2 separate regions of the Homo sapiens genome follow, and region 1 is linked to region 2. A link is a contact called in ENCODE Hi-C or POLR2A ChIA-PET data. All regions are on one chromosome and are shown on one strand. The core of a region is the stretch at or near the end of the contact, and the rest is flanking DNA. Distances in the headings are between cores, read along the strand shown.

What was found. Hi-C counts contacts between places; a loop is a spot of excess contacts on that map. ChIA-PET counts read pairs that join two places held with the same protein, here RNA polymerase II (POLR2A). Pooled maps may share reads with other maps.
Region 1: a loop to region 2 is called in a pooled map, with 5 times the contacts of the local background. The contact joins two enhancer-like sites. A Hi-C loop is called at or near these places in 2 of 50 pooled maps. POLR2A ChIA-PET finds 5 or more read pairs at or near these places in 2 of 52 experiments (GM12878 and activated B cell).

What each region holds. Positions count from the first base shown.
Region 1 is chr22:38,981,576-38,987,392 of GRCh38, reverse strand. APOBEC3B (apolipoprotein B mRNA editing enzyme catalytic subunit 3B) reads right to left here and starts at 5,046. Exons shown (of 8, transcript NM_004900.5): 1 at 4,923-5,046; 2 at 3,162-3,318; 3 at 1,302-1,581; 4 at 981-1,095. The coding sequence starts at 4,939. RefSeq lists silencers at 703-898, 4,863-4,912 and enhancers at 2,133-2,422, 1,465-2,664. Within about 2 kb of position 2,137, at least 9 of the 41 ENCODE cell types and tissues checked have a DNase peak (open chromatin) inside an H3K27ac peak, as active enhancers do; they include GM12878, where a contact is called at or near this core.
Region 2 is chr22:39,462,032-39,468,629 of GRCh38, reverse strand. The region is part of intron 1 of MGAT3 (beta-1,4-mannosyl-glycoprotein 4-beta-N-acetylglucosaminyltransferase); the gene reads right to left. Among named protein-coding and RNA genes, the nearest start is that of MGAT3, 8.3 kb to the right of the region's middle. RefSeq lists enhancers at 805-1,074, 1,487-1,536, 1,547-1,596, 6,098-6,167. Within about 2 kb of position 4,474, at least 12 of the 41 ENCODE cell types and tissues checked have a DNase peak (open chromatin) inside an H3K27ac peak, as active enhancers do; they include GM12878, where a contact is called at or near this core.

The DNA of each region.
Region 1 (5,817 bases), core at 888-3,387, 480 kb after region 2:
GGTGGGGGAGGTGGCCCATTCAGAAGCAGCAGTGGGGCGACCACACAACAGGGCAAAGAGCCTGGCTGGGAGTGGGGGTGGCAGAGGAACAGGAGGGGAGAGAGCCCAGGGCTGGGGCTGGGACAGGGGGAGGCCAGGGCTGAGGCCCAGCAGGACCACCAGGCAGGAAAGGGCAGCAGAGGCCCCATGGGCAGAGCGGGCAGTGGTCCCTGATCTGGGGCTTCATGTGCAGCCTCCCTGGCAGGCTTGTCTTGGCCCTGATGTTAGTCCTGGGTTTGGATTCTATTTCTATCTTCCAGGGCCCTTGTTCCAGGAGACACCTGCGCTGTGAGTGACCTCCCAGGCCCATCTGAGTGCAAGCCTCACTTTATGCTGCTTTCTCACCTGGATGGGAGGACATCTGGAGGGACCCCTGGATCCTGCCCTCAGGAATCATCCCAGGGACCCCCCCCGTCCCCAGCCACCCAGCAGCTATGTGGTAGTGAGGGAGAGTCAGGGGCAGGTGTCTGCCTTCCCCCATGCCTTCACACTCAGAGGCCACCATTGGAGGGAGGAATAGCGGGTGGGGGTGGCCCTCAGATGTCCCCCCAGGATGCCATGGGTGCCCCCACACTGAGCTCCTTCCTTCCACATCTCCTGCCCAGAGTTGTTCCCTGGAAGGCTGAGCTCTTGCCTCCTCTTGTCCCCATGTCACAGAAGGGCAGCGGCTGGTGTCCCAGGCCACCCTGTCTTGCTGTTTGTTCCTCTAGTCCAAGACCCAGGTGCCTTAGAGGCAGAAGGGGCCTCTTACTCACAGGAAGGGCCCAGGAAAGCAGGGAGGAGGCAGTGTGGAGGGAGCACCAGGAGTTAAGGGAAGGTGGTGTGACCATGAGGGCAGGCAGTGGGTCAAGAGGGAGGGCGGGAGGGCCAGGCCAACGGAGGCCTCAGGAGGATGAGCAGGTGAGAGGAGAGAGATGATGAGGCCAGAGGGAGACCCTCACCTGAGAATCTCCTTTAGCGTGCGGTGCAGGAATGCATAATTTTCATCGAATTTGTACCAAGGCATGAATTGCTGACCTTCATTGTACACAAAGTTTTCCCAGCAGTATGCAAATTCTGAGATGAAGAAGCGGGAAGCAGTCAGGCTCTCCCCTGACCCTGGCCTGTCCTCCCAGGCCTGGTCTCCTGGCTGTCAGTTGCAGTCAGTGCCAGTCCCACCCCTGCAGGCTGCCCTGGGACACCCCCAGCCATGGCATTGCAGATCCATCCATCTTTCATGCTGTTCCTCCCGCTCACGCTCCCCTGACCCCTCCACCTCTCACCTTCATAGTCCATGATCGTCACGCGGGCTCCTGCCTGACTCAGCCTGCAGAGCGCCCTTCGGTAATCTCTTTCCCAGTAGTAGTAGAGGCGGGCGGCAGAGATGGTCAGGGTGACATTGGGGTGCTCAGACAGGAATTCGGCCAGCTTCGCCACACAGTCCGGGCAGGGGGTCCAGGATACAAACCAGGTGATCTGGAAACACTTGTAAGCAGGCAGCTGGTTGCCACAGAACCAAGAGAGGAAGCACATTTCTGCGTGGTACTGAGGCTTGAAATACACCTGGGAGAGGAGCAGGGGGCAGGGGATGCTCTGAGAGGGGGAGCAGGAGGAGTGCAGGGGTGGGGCAGGGAGAGGAGGGGCCAGGACAGGAGCCCAGGGGATCTTGCCATTGAAGCTCCTTTCCTCCATCCCCCCTGTTTAGTTTGAGTGATTGTCTGCTCCAAAGCTCACGTTCAGTGTTAATGGCTATTGTAATGGCCTTAAGAGGTGGCACCTAGAAGAGGCTATGAGGCTGTGGGGACTGCACCTTTGTGGGTGCCACTGCTGTGGTTATTCAAGGGTGACTTCAGCCCCTCTTTCTGTCTCTTGCCCTCTATCTGGAAGGGCAGTGTGTCAGACTAAACTCCTGCTTCCTCTTGTCCCCGTGGCATGGAGCAGCTGTGACTCGACATCCCAGGCCACTCTGTCTGGAGCATCCCCTGAGCTTGTGGCAACAACCTTCACCCTCATGTGACTGTTCAGCTCACAGGCTGAGGCAGGAGAATCACTTGAACCTGGCAGGTGGAAGTTGAGAGTGAGTCATTGCACTCCAGCCCAGGCAACAAAGAGTGAAACTCAGTCTTAAAAAAAAACCAAAACAAAACAAAACAAAAAAACAGAACTGTGGGAAGTGGCCAGGTGCGGTGACTCATGCTTGTAACCCCAGCACTTTGGGAGGCCAAGGCAGGTGACTCACCTGAGGTCAGGAATTCCCCAGCCTGGCCAACATGGTGAAACCCAGTCTCAACTAAAAATAGAAAAAATTAACTGGGCGTGGTGGCAGCCTTCTGTAATCCCAGCTATTCGGGAGGCTAAGGCCGAAGAATCACTTGAACCTGAGAGGTGGAGGTTGTAGTGAGCCAAGATTGTGCAATTGCACTCCAACCTGGGTGCCAGAGCGAGACTCCATCTCGGAAAAAAAAAAAAAAAAAAAAAAGGAAAAAAAGAGAAAAAAGAAATGTGGGAAAAATACACAATTGAGAGCCCAGTGCTGGGCATTTTACTTATTGTTGTGTTTTCTGCATTTCCAGCTGCTTAGGTCCTACTGTAGCAAGGGTTAAAAAGAAAAGAAGAACAAGTTTTCCTCTGCCTAGCCAGCTCACTCCAACGACAGTTATAACACTGCCTGAAAAGTCAAGGCCAAAGGAATGGGCTCCAGACACCACCCCCACACCCCTCCAGGGCAAGGTTGAAGAAAATTTTAAAAAAATTTTTTAAAAAAAAGACAAATTCCTTTACTGTCTCTCCTTTCCAGAACCATTATAACTATATTTTACAAATGTCTGTATTTAGCCAGTTCCTGTTTTCCTTTTGATGTAGCTGCAAGGCCACCAGCTATAGAAGGCCCCAAGTTATGCTAAGTCATCTGTTATGCTATAGATTATGTGACCTGTCACTGTTTGATTAATCGCCTTTGTTCTGCTTCTGTAAGTTTGCTTATAAATACCTCAGTCTGTCTTTGTTAAGGGCTCAGCCTTTTTGGATGTGAGTCTGCTGAACCAGTGCACCTAAATAAATCCTCCTGTCTCACCCATATCAGTCTCTCCAGTCCTCTAATTCCTGCAACACTGCCTGTGATTCGATTGAAGTTTGGGTGGTACCTGGCCTCGAAAGACCCCTGTGTCCCAAAGGAGATTTGAGCGGCCCCTCTTTATTTTCACTTCATAGCACAGCCAAGTGTAGCTCCGACCATAGAGGATGGGTTCGTTTTCAAAGTTGTCGTAGAATGTGTCTCGATACATCCGCTCCATCGGATTTCTGAAGGCACAAGAGAGAAACCGGCCCATGCAGGGAGCCCTCCCGGGAGTCCTCGGGGCTCATGTCCACTGAACACAGCTCCCAGGATGGCCCTGGGCCTCCCCGACCCCTCCACAGCCCTGAGAATTTCTGCTGCCTTCCCAGGCAGGAAGACTGAGGGGAGAGGAAGAGGAGGGGATGCTGGCAGGCGGGCTGGGGTGATCTCTCCCAGCTCGGGTCCAACTCTGGCCTTTCCAGGGGTACATTCCCCACCCTCCTAGTATTTCTGCCAACCCACTCCCCAACCCATTAGGAGAATGCAAAAGAGAATAAAACCCTTCACCCCTAAAAAATAGCTTTTAACCTTTCAGCTCAATTCCTTCCTGATGTTTCACTCTGCGTGTTAACATTATTTTAAAATCATGGTAGAACTGAATTCTGAGGCCCAGGCCACTCTTCTAAGTGCTGAGCGGGTGTGAGCTCACGTGAGGCTACCCTAGGCCTGCAGGGGCCATTCCCATCTTACAGAGGAGATGCCAGAGGCACAGAGAGGCGGGGTAACCTGCCGAGGCCACAGAGCTGGGGACGGATGGAGCAGGGGCCCCTTTCCAGGCCAGCCCTGTCCAGCCTCTGCATCACGGATCCTGTAGGAGAAAGCTGTTGGGGACTGGGCTCTCTTTTCACTAAATTTTAAAATCAGAGCATTTCTCCTCATCATTGCACTTTTTTCCCACATTCTCACATTCCATGTTACTGATCATGTTCTTTCTTTTTTTTTTTGATGAAGTCTCACTCTGTCGCCCAGGCTGGAGTGCAGTGGCATGATCTCAGCTCACTGCAACCTCCACCTCCCAGGTTCAAGCAATTCTCCTGCCTAAACCTCCTGAGTATCTGGGACTAGAGATGCGCCACCATGCCTGGCTAATTTTTGTATGTTTTTTAGTAGAGACGGGGTTTCACCATATGGGCCAGGTTGGTCTCAAACTCCCGACCTCATGATCCGCCCGCCTTGGCCTCCCAAAGTGTTGGGATTACAAGTGTGAGCCACCACGCTCAACCACTGGTCATGTTCTAAAAGATGAAGAGTGACCTTGGAGTGGAACCTGTCTGGGGACATCTGCTCACCATGGAGTCATCCTTGGATGACACGATTTATCATGTGCTTCAGAGACCATTCCTACCCCCGCACCCTCTCCTAAGACTTTGTATTTAAGCAAAGTAATTCTTACAGAAATTTCATCAAAACACTGAGAACAAAAATGCCTGATTGCTCCAATTACCCTTTGGTTCAATTCTCCCAGTTTCTGAGCTCAGGAGTGGCAGGAAGCACACAGAGGGAGCACCCTCCCAGGGCGGGGAGCACCAGTCCGGGCATGACTTTAAGGGAGAGTCTCAGCACGGGGCCTGGGCTGGTGCAGGTAGGGGAGGCAGCCCATTCAGAAGCAGCAGTGGGGTGACCACACAGCAGGACAAAGAGCCTGACTGGGATTCGTGTGGCAGGGGAGCCAGAGGGGAGGGAGCCCAGGGCTGGGGCAGGGGCGGGGGGAGGCCAGGGTTGAGGCCCAGCAGGACCACCAGGCAGGAAGGGGCAGGAGGGGCCCAGCAGGCAGAGTGGGCAGCGGTACCTGATCTGTGGATTCATGTTCAGCCTCTTAGATACGCTTGTCCCTGTCCCGCTCTTTTTTTGAAGCTCTGTGGTTTCACTTCCTGCTTACAGCGTCCTTGCAGTTGGACAGCCCTCCTTAAAGTGACCTCCCAGGGCCTTATGAGTCATGGCCCCTCCCCATTCCTGCTCAGGCATTGGTGTGGGAGGCCCCGGGGTGCTTCATGTTTCTCTGGCTCTGGCTCTGGCTCTGGTTTTCCCCGGACCCTTCCCGCTGGCAGAGGAACCTCCAATAAAGACAGGCTGCTCTGTCTTTATCTGTCCTGGGCAGGACCCAACGGAATTGCAAAGAGAAAGAGAAAGGCATTGCAGCCTGAGCCTGGGAGGCGGGTCCAGACCCAGCTGAGAGAGGGGCAGGTGCCCCGTTGCCTGGTGGTTGGGCAGGCTGGAGCCCCCTCTCCACCACCCCCTCCCCAGCCCTAATGTGTGCCCAGAGCTTTGAGCAGCACCACCCTGTTGAGTGAGGGGAGGTTTTGAGACTCCAGTGGGGAAGGAAGTGTGGACTCCGCACAGCACAAGGGAAGGCTTAGGTGTGCCTCGAGTTCCCAGCTGTGTGCTGGGTCCATGGCATGCGTCCCCTCTTCCAACCTCCCAGCTTCCAGAAGGTGGGGGGCAGGTCAGCCCCTCAGAGGGACTGCGATGTCTGCGACACCAAGGAAGGGAGAAGGGTGTCTATAAACAGGCTCACTGCCCAGGGACCTCTCAAGGGGTTCTTTGTGGGCCAAGAAAACGGGAAACACATACACACACAGCTTTCTGATTATTTAAGTCCATCTAAGCATATTTTGGAGGAATGAATGTACATTGAAATAATCTTCCTAAATAGATTCCTTTAAGGGGAGTTTGTTCCAGCTGGA
Region 2 (6,598 bases), core at 3,225-5,724:
TCACACAAGTGGCCCATGGTCCTAGTCCTGCCTGCTTTGCCAACTTGGGCTTGTCACACCCCAATGAGGCAGCTTAGCTACGTGAATCCTAAGGGCCCCTTCCAATGGGATAGCGGTGGCAGAGGGGAGATACAGGAAATGACTGGAGCCTTCATGGCCAGGAGGAGCTATGGGAAGACGGTGGGAAAGGAAGAGCGGCTCAGTAGTTAGGATCCTCCCTGCCAGCGTCTGAACCACAGCTCACGGCTGTGTGTTCACTGCCTCATGCCCTGGTGCTGCAGGTGCGCTGCTGAGTGAGGGAATGGGCTTGAATGTGGCTCTGCCACCGTGGGGACCTGGGGAGGTGACAAGGCCACACCTGCCTGCAGCCTGCAGCTCCTGGGCAGGAGGGTGGCAGCGTTGCCCCTGGGATCTGGGAACCTGAGCATCAGTTAGCTTCCTGCTGGGGGTGGTCCTGACAGAGCAAGCACACAGCTGGCTGGGGCTCTGGGCACCCAGGGAGCCCGCCCTCAGCTGGAACAAGGCACCCTGTCTCTTTTCCTCTCCCAATTACTCTCTGTCCACCTCTGCTTGGAGAGGGGATGTGCCCAGGGTCAGGAACCTAGGAGGCTATGAGGGGGTCCTCATCCCAGCCCAGCTCAGCAGAGCTGCCAATGTGCCCACTGCTGCTCATCAAGGTGAGGGTGGCGGCCTCCGAGCTCCATGTTCTGGAAGACCCACATTCTAGCTTTGCTGCTCCAGGTTTCCTCCTCTAAGTTTCAGATTCTAGGTTCTCTGTCTGCATCTGAAGGTTCTACCTCTTTTTTTTTTTTTTTTTTTTGAGACTGAGCCGAGATTGCCATTGCACTCTAGCCTGGGCGACAGATCCAGACTCCATCTGAAAGAAACGAAACGAAACGAAACAAAACGAAACAGATCCAGACTCTGTCTGAAAGAAAAGAAACGAAATGAAACAAAACGAAACGAAACGAAAAGAAAAGAAAAGAAAAAAGAAGGAAGCAAGCAAGCTAGCTCTCCATCACAGGTCCCGTGTCGTGTCCATGTGTCTCCTCTTTGGGACACTGTACTTCGTATTCTCTTCGCGGTGCCCAGCAGCAGGGCTCCTGCCCACTCCTACCTTCTTAGCCTCATCACTCTTTGGGGCTCTTGAGAGCAGCGGAACCAAAGAGATGGGGCTGCCTGCACTCCCAAAGCGAGAAGGCCCAGTCCAGCTTTCCTAGGCCTGGGATGCCCCCAGGGCCGCAGAGGGGATCCCAAAGCACACCCCAGCCAGGCAGAAATTCCCTTCCCCACCCCTTTCCCATCTCTCCAGGATGCTGCCCCAACCCCCTGCCCTTCACCCTCTGCACCAGCTCTCACTGCAATGGCTCCACAAGACAGGTGCTTCACAAGGGCAAAGACTTCATGTCAGGGCCTGGCACCTGCTTGGTGGGCACTCTGTCAACACTCGCTGAATTAACCAGGAATGCACAAGGTGCCTAGAGGACTGCGCAGCCTAAGAGACGCTAGTTTATATGTGATGGAGATGTTCATGCTGTGTGCATACACATGTAGCATGCACAAAACACATGCAAGCAAACTGCAAGCCGCCCACCCTGATGTCAGCAGAGCTGTGCCCCTGCCACCTAGCTCAGTCACCGGCGCACAATAGGCACTTAGGGAGTAATTGCTGAAAGAACGGATGGACAGATGAGTGCTCTGTACCGGGCACAAAGTGTACTGGGTACAGAGTCAGAAGCTGGGAGAGAAACAGAAACTGACCCCACCCAGGATCAAGGCTCAGATGCAATGACAAATAACGCTACCACTAGGCAGAACTTGACCCGTGTGTAGGAGGATAGTGGGAAAAGCACTTAGAGGCCGGGGTCAGTAACAACATCAGCCAACAGGGATGACCACGCCCGCTGGGCTTCAGCATGGAGGTGAAACAAGCAGCCCTGGCTCCTGCCCTGCGGGCACCTCTGTCTGGGAGGGGCAGGAGGGGCTTCCTAAGGAGAGGGGGCTCTGGCAGCAGCTGGGCTGGAAGGGGCAGGCTCTTCAGGAGGGCAGGGGACCAGTATCAGCAAAGGCCGGGAAGTAGGAAGGTGAGGCTCACATACGGAGTATGACAATTGCCCAAGAGGCTGGAGCATGGGGGACGCGGGGGAAGAAAGAGGCTGGACCAGCCCCGGAGGAAGGAGGTCAGAGGTGTTTGGACAAAATTCTCAGAGCACTGCATTCCAGGAGCTCCAGGCCTGGGCTCCCATGACCCAATTTCCAGGAATTAGAGCAACACAGGCCTCCTGCCGCAGATCCACTTGCTCTGGTAGAAGTGCCTGGTGCTAGGCAAGCCCCACGGTGAGACCCCACAGCCGGTCACTGCCCGCAAGCGGTGGCCCCAGAATCAGACCAAGCAGGAGCCGGCTGTCTCCGGGGCTCCTTTTCTTCCCGCTGTTAGAATACAACTGCATTTTTCTGGTTTAAAGGTTTCTCATCCATTCTAGAACATCAGGAAAGCACAGAGAAAGAAGCAGGGCAGTGTCCCCACCATCCTGCCACCCCTGGGCCTGGCTGGCTTCTGACTGGGCCTTCCTCGCAGGCCTTTCTCTTCCCCATGCACCTTTTGCTGGAACCAACATCAACATGGGTTTCTGTCACCTTCGGGCAGTGCGCATTTTGCTCTATCAGGCTTTTTTCTTTTCTTTTTTTTTTTTTTTTTAAGACGGAGTCTCACTCTGTCACCCAGGTTGGAGTGCAGTGGCACAATCTCAGCTCACTGCAACTTCTGCCGCCCAGGTTCAAGTGACTCTCCTGCCTCAGCCTCCCGAGTAGCTGAGATTACAGGCACCCGCCACCATGCCCGGCTAATTTTTGTATTTTTAGTAGAGACGGGGCTTCACCATGTTAACCAGGCTGGTCTTGAACACCTGACCTCTGGTGATCCACCCCCCTCGGCCTCCCAAAGTGCTGGAGTTTTTTTGCATGATTTCATTTTCATATCTCAGGAACCATGGGCCACGGTGCCAAAATAAACCTCATTTCACTATATGGAAATTGAGTGCTAAGCAGGGGAAGTGGTTCGATCGTGTCTAGTGTCTGCAGTAGAGCCTGCCTGACGGGTGAGGGACCTGATGAGTTTGTGCAGCGTTCTACAATTAACAAAGCGTCTTACACACATGGTTTCACTGAATGCCCACAGTGAGTTGGAGGGTATGGCTCTGTTTTTCACTTGTGCCCATATCCCAAGGGAAAACCTTCCAAGGGGTGTAGCTGAGCCCAGGGTATCAGCCCAGAGAGGCCACGTGGCCAGCTGAACCCACCCATTTTTGCAGAGGGAACCTTAACGTCTGGGGCCCTGGGAAACTTACCCAGAGTGCCTCAGAGAGCTGAGGATCCCCTGTGTGGTGTGAAGGAGGAGACACCAGGCCCGTGTGGGACTGCACCCCTCCCTCTTCCCCTGCCCCCAGTTCAGAGCATTTCTCAGCAGGAACCAGGTCAGAGGCCAGCGTAGATGAGCAGGAGCTGGGGAGAGCAAAGTGCTCCGGGCTCAGGACTGAGCTCTGGTCCTGGAGTGGAGAAAGATAAAGCCTGACAGAGGCCGGGCGTGGTGGCTCATGGCTGTAATCCCAGCACTTTGGGAGGCCGAGGCAGGCAGATCACGAGGTCAGGAGATCGAGACCATGCTGGCTAACATGGTGAAACCCCGTCTCTACTAAAAATACGAAAAAAAAAATTAGCCAGGTGTGGTGGCAGGCGCCTGTAGTCCCAGCTACTTGGGAGGCTGAGGTAGGAGAATGGCGTGAACCTGGGAGGCAGAGCTTACAGTGAGCCGAGATCATGCCACTGCACTCCAGCCTGGGCAACAGAGCAAGACTCTGTCTCAAAAAGAAAAAAAAATAAATATGTATCAGGCCAGGCTCAGAGGCTCACACCTGTAATCTCAGCACTTTGGGAGGCGGAGGCAGGTGGATCACTTGAGGTCAGGAGTTGGAGACCAGCCTGGCCAACATGATGAAACCCCGTCTCTACTAAAAATACAAAAATTAGCTGGGTGTGGTGGTGGGCGTCTATAATCCCAGCTACCTGGGAAGGCTGAGGCAGGAGAATCGTTTGAACCCAGGAGGCAGAGGTTGCAGTGAGCTGAGATCGCGCCACTGCACTCCAGCCTGGGTGACACAGTGAAACTCCGTCTCAAAAAAAAAAAAGACAAGAAATATGCATCAAATGCCTTCTACGTGCCAGGCACAGAGCCAGGCCCTAGTGCATGCCCGGTGCCAGCCCGGGGGCCCAACCCATCCCCAGTCACCTGCAGCTCTCCCTGTGCCCCTCTCCTGTGGCAGCCACCATCACTCACCCACCACAATTTGCCACAACCATGTGCCAGGCCCCAGGTAGCAAGATGAGGACTCACCACGAGAGATTTGCCCAGTGCATTAGGCAAGCTCTGGGCATCATGCCCTGCCTGGGACTTGCTTCCAGGAAGAGGCAGAGGCAGCAAGTGCTAGGATGACAGCATGGCGGGGGCGGTGGGGCAGGGGTGAGCGCGGTGTATGAAGAGCTGGTGGGGCCCAGGCTACGAACACAGGCGGGGGCTCGGTCACAGGATCTGGGTTACAAGGGTTGGGGATTGGGAAATCTAGTAGCCACTACAGATGCCAGGGAGCTGTGAACTGGCTCTTGGAATGCACAGGCCTCTGTATCCTCAGGGCAGCATTTTTTATTTTTTTTTAATTTTTGAGATATGGTCTTGCTCTGTCGCTCAGGCTGGAGAGTGGTGGTGCGATCTCAGCTCACTGCAGCCTTGACCTCCTGGGCTCAAGTGATCTTCCCCCTCAACCTTCCAAGTAGATGAGGCTATAGGCGTTTGCCACCATACCTGCCTAATTTTTTTTTTAATTTTTTGTAGAGACAGGGTCCCACTATGTTGCCCAGGCTGGTCTCGGACTCCTGGACTCAATGAATCCTCCTGCCTCAGCCTCCCAAAGTACTAGGATTACTTTGGGAGTCCAAGTCAGTATTTTTTAAACTGTGGGCTTCCAGCCCTCCCGTTGTGAGATGCTCACTCAGCAGGGCTGGCTAGGGTCTGGCAAACAGGTACTTTACGCAGGCCGCCCAGGTGACATTGAGCAGGCGTTCCAGAGACAGGGCCCAGGACAGTGGCAGAAGGAGGGCCTTGAAGGGGAAGCCTGGAGGCCAAGAGGCTAAGTGATGGCTGTCTCAGGGCTCCAAGCCTCAGGGAACAGGCCCTGCTGGGAGCCCACGGGAGAGAAGGAACAGGTCTGGGTGACCGAGGGAGGCTGCTCTCTGAGGGTCCTATAGGCTGGACACAATCCCAGCCCTGCCACTTCCCAGCTGTGGACCCCCAACTCTGGGTACCCTCAAAGTGCCAAACAGGGATGATAATAGTGCTTGCCTCTCAGCAAGTTAGAGACATCTCTGGGAGAATGCATAGAAAGTGGTTGGTTGGCCCTGGGCCCAGCACATAGGAAGTGCTTGATAAAGAGCAGCAAATTATGATGACCCGGAGGCCAAGGTGGGGAGGACAACCATGGGAGCCATCCACCACCAGGCCTGCCAGCCAGAGTCCCAGAACCCACTCGGGCCGGCCTCCCTCACTTAGAACCCTGTCTCTGGGCTGTTCCTTCTGGGAAGTTCCTGGCCTGCCCAGAGAGGGCAGCCGGAGAGCAGGCTCTGAGGTCCTGGCACGTGCACAGGTCTGTCTCCCTGGCCTGGCCCTCACCCACCCCTCTCAAGGGATTCCCACTTCGGTAAGAACCAAAGTTTTGAGCCAAATAAGTTCATAAACAATACGGTAATTAGGTGTGTGAATGATTTCCATTGTTTCAATTTTATTTTTATAGAAAAGATGAAAATAAGTGAGCCAAAAGGGGGAATTCCACTTCAGGCAGCCCAAGGAGAAGTACGTGACAAGTCGGTTAACTTCCTGACTTATGGGCAAGGCCGTGGGTCCCCTTGTCAGCTCCCTGCTGTGAGAGGGGGTTCCTGGCCTGCTTCCAGCCCATGGGCAGCTCCGCCCCTTCCCGAAGCCTCACTGTCCCCTTCCTGGCGGTGGGGACAATAGCCCCTCCCAAGCAGGTCCCTGTACCCTCCCTCTGTAGTGTGAGGCTGCCCTCTGGAGGGTCAGTCCCTTCCATCAGGGATGGAGAAGGAGTAATAAGCAGGACAGCAAGGCTGCTCACCTGGGCTGAGAATTATTCATTCACTCATTCATTCATTCTTTCATTCATTCATCCATTCATCCATCCATCTGCACATTTAACTGAGGGCCTCCTCAGTACCTGTGTCGCTGAAAGTATATCAGGAACACGTAACAAACACGCCAAAGACACCGGCGTGATACTCTGGGAGCTGACAGCAAGAACACCAGGAAGCATGTGGGCTTCCCTGAGCCAGAGATGCTGCAGCTAAGATGTAAAGAGTGGGTCAGTGCAGGCTGGGTGTGGTGGCTCAGGCCTGTAATCCCAGCACTTTGGGAGGCCGAGGCAGGCGGATCACAAGGTCAGGAGCTTGAGAACATCTGGCCCACATGGTGAAACCCCATCTCTACTAAAAATACAAAAATTAGCTGGGCATGGTGGCACGTGCCTATACTCCCAGC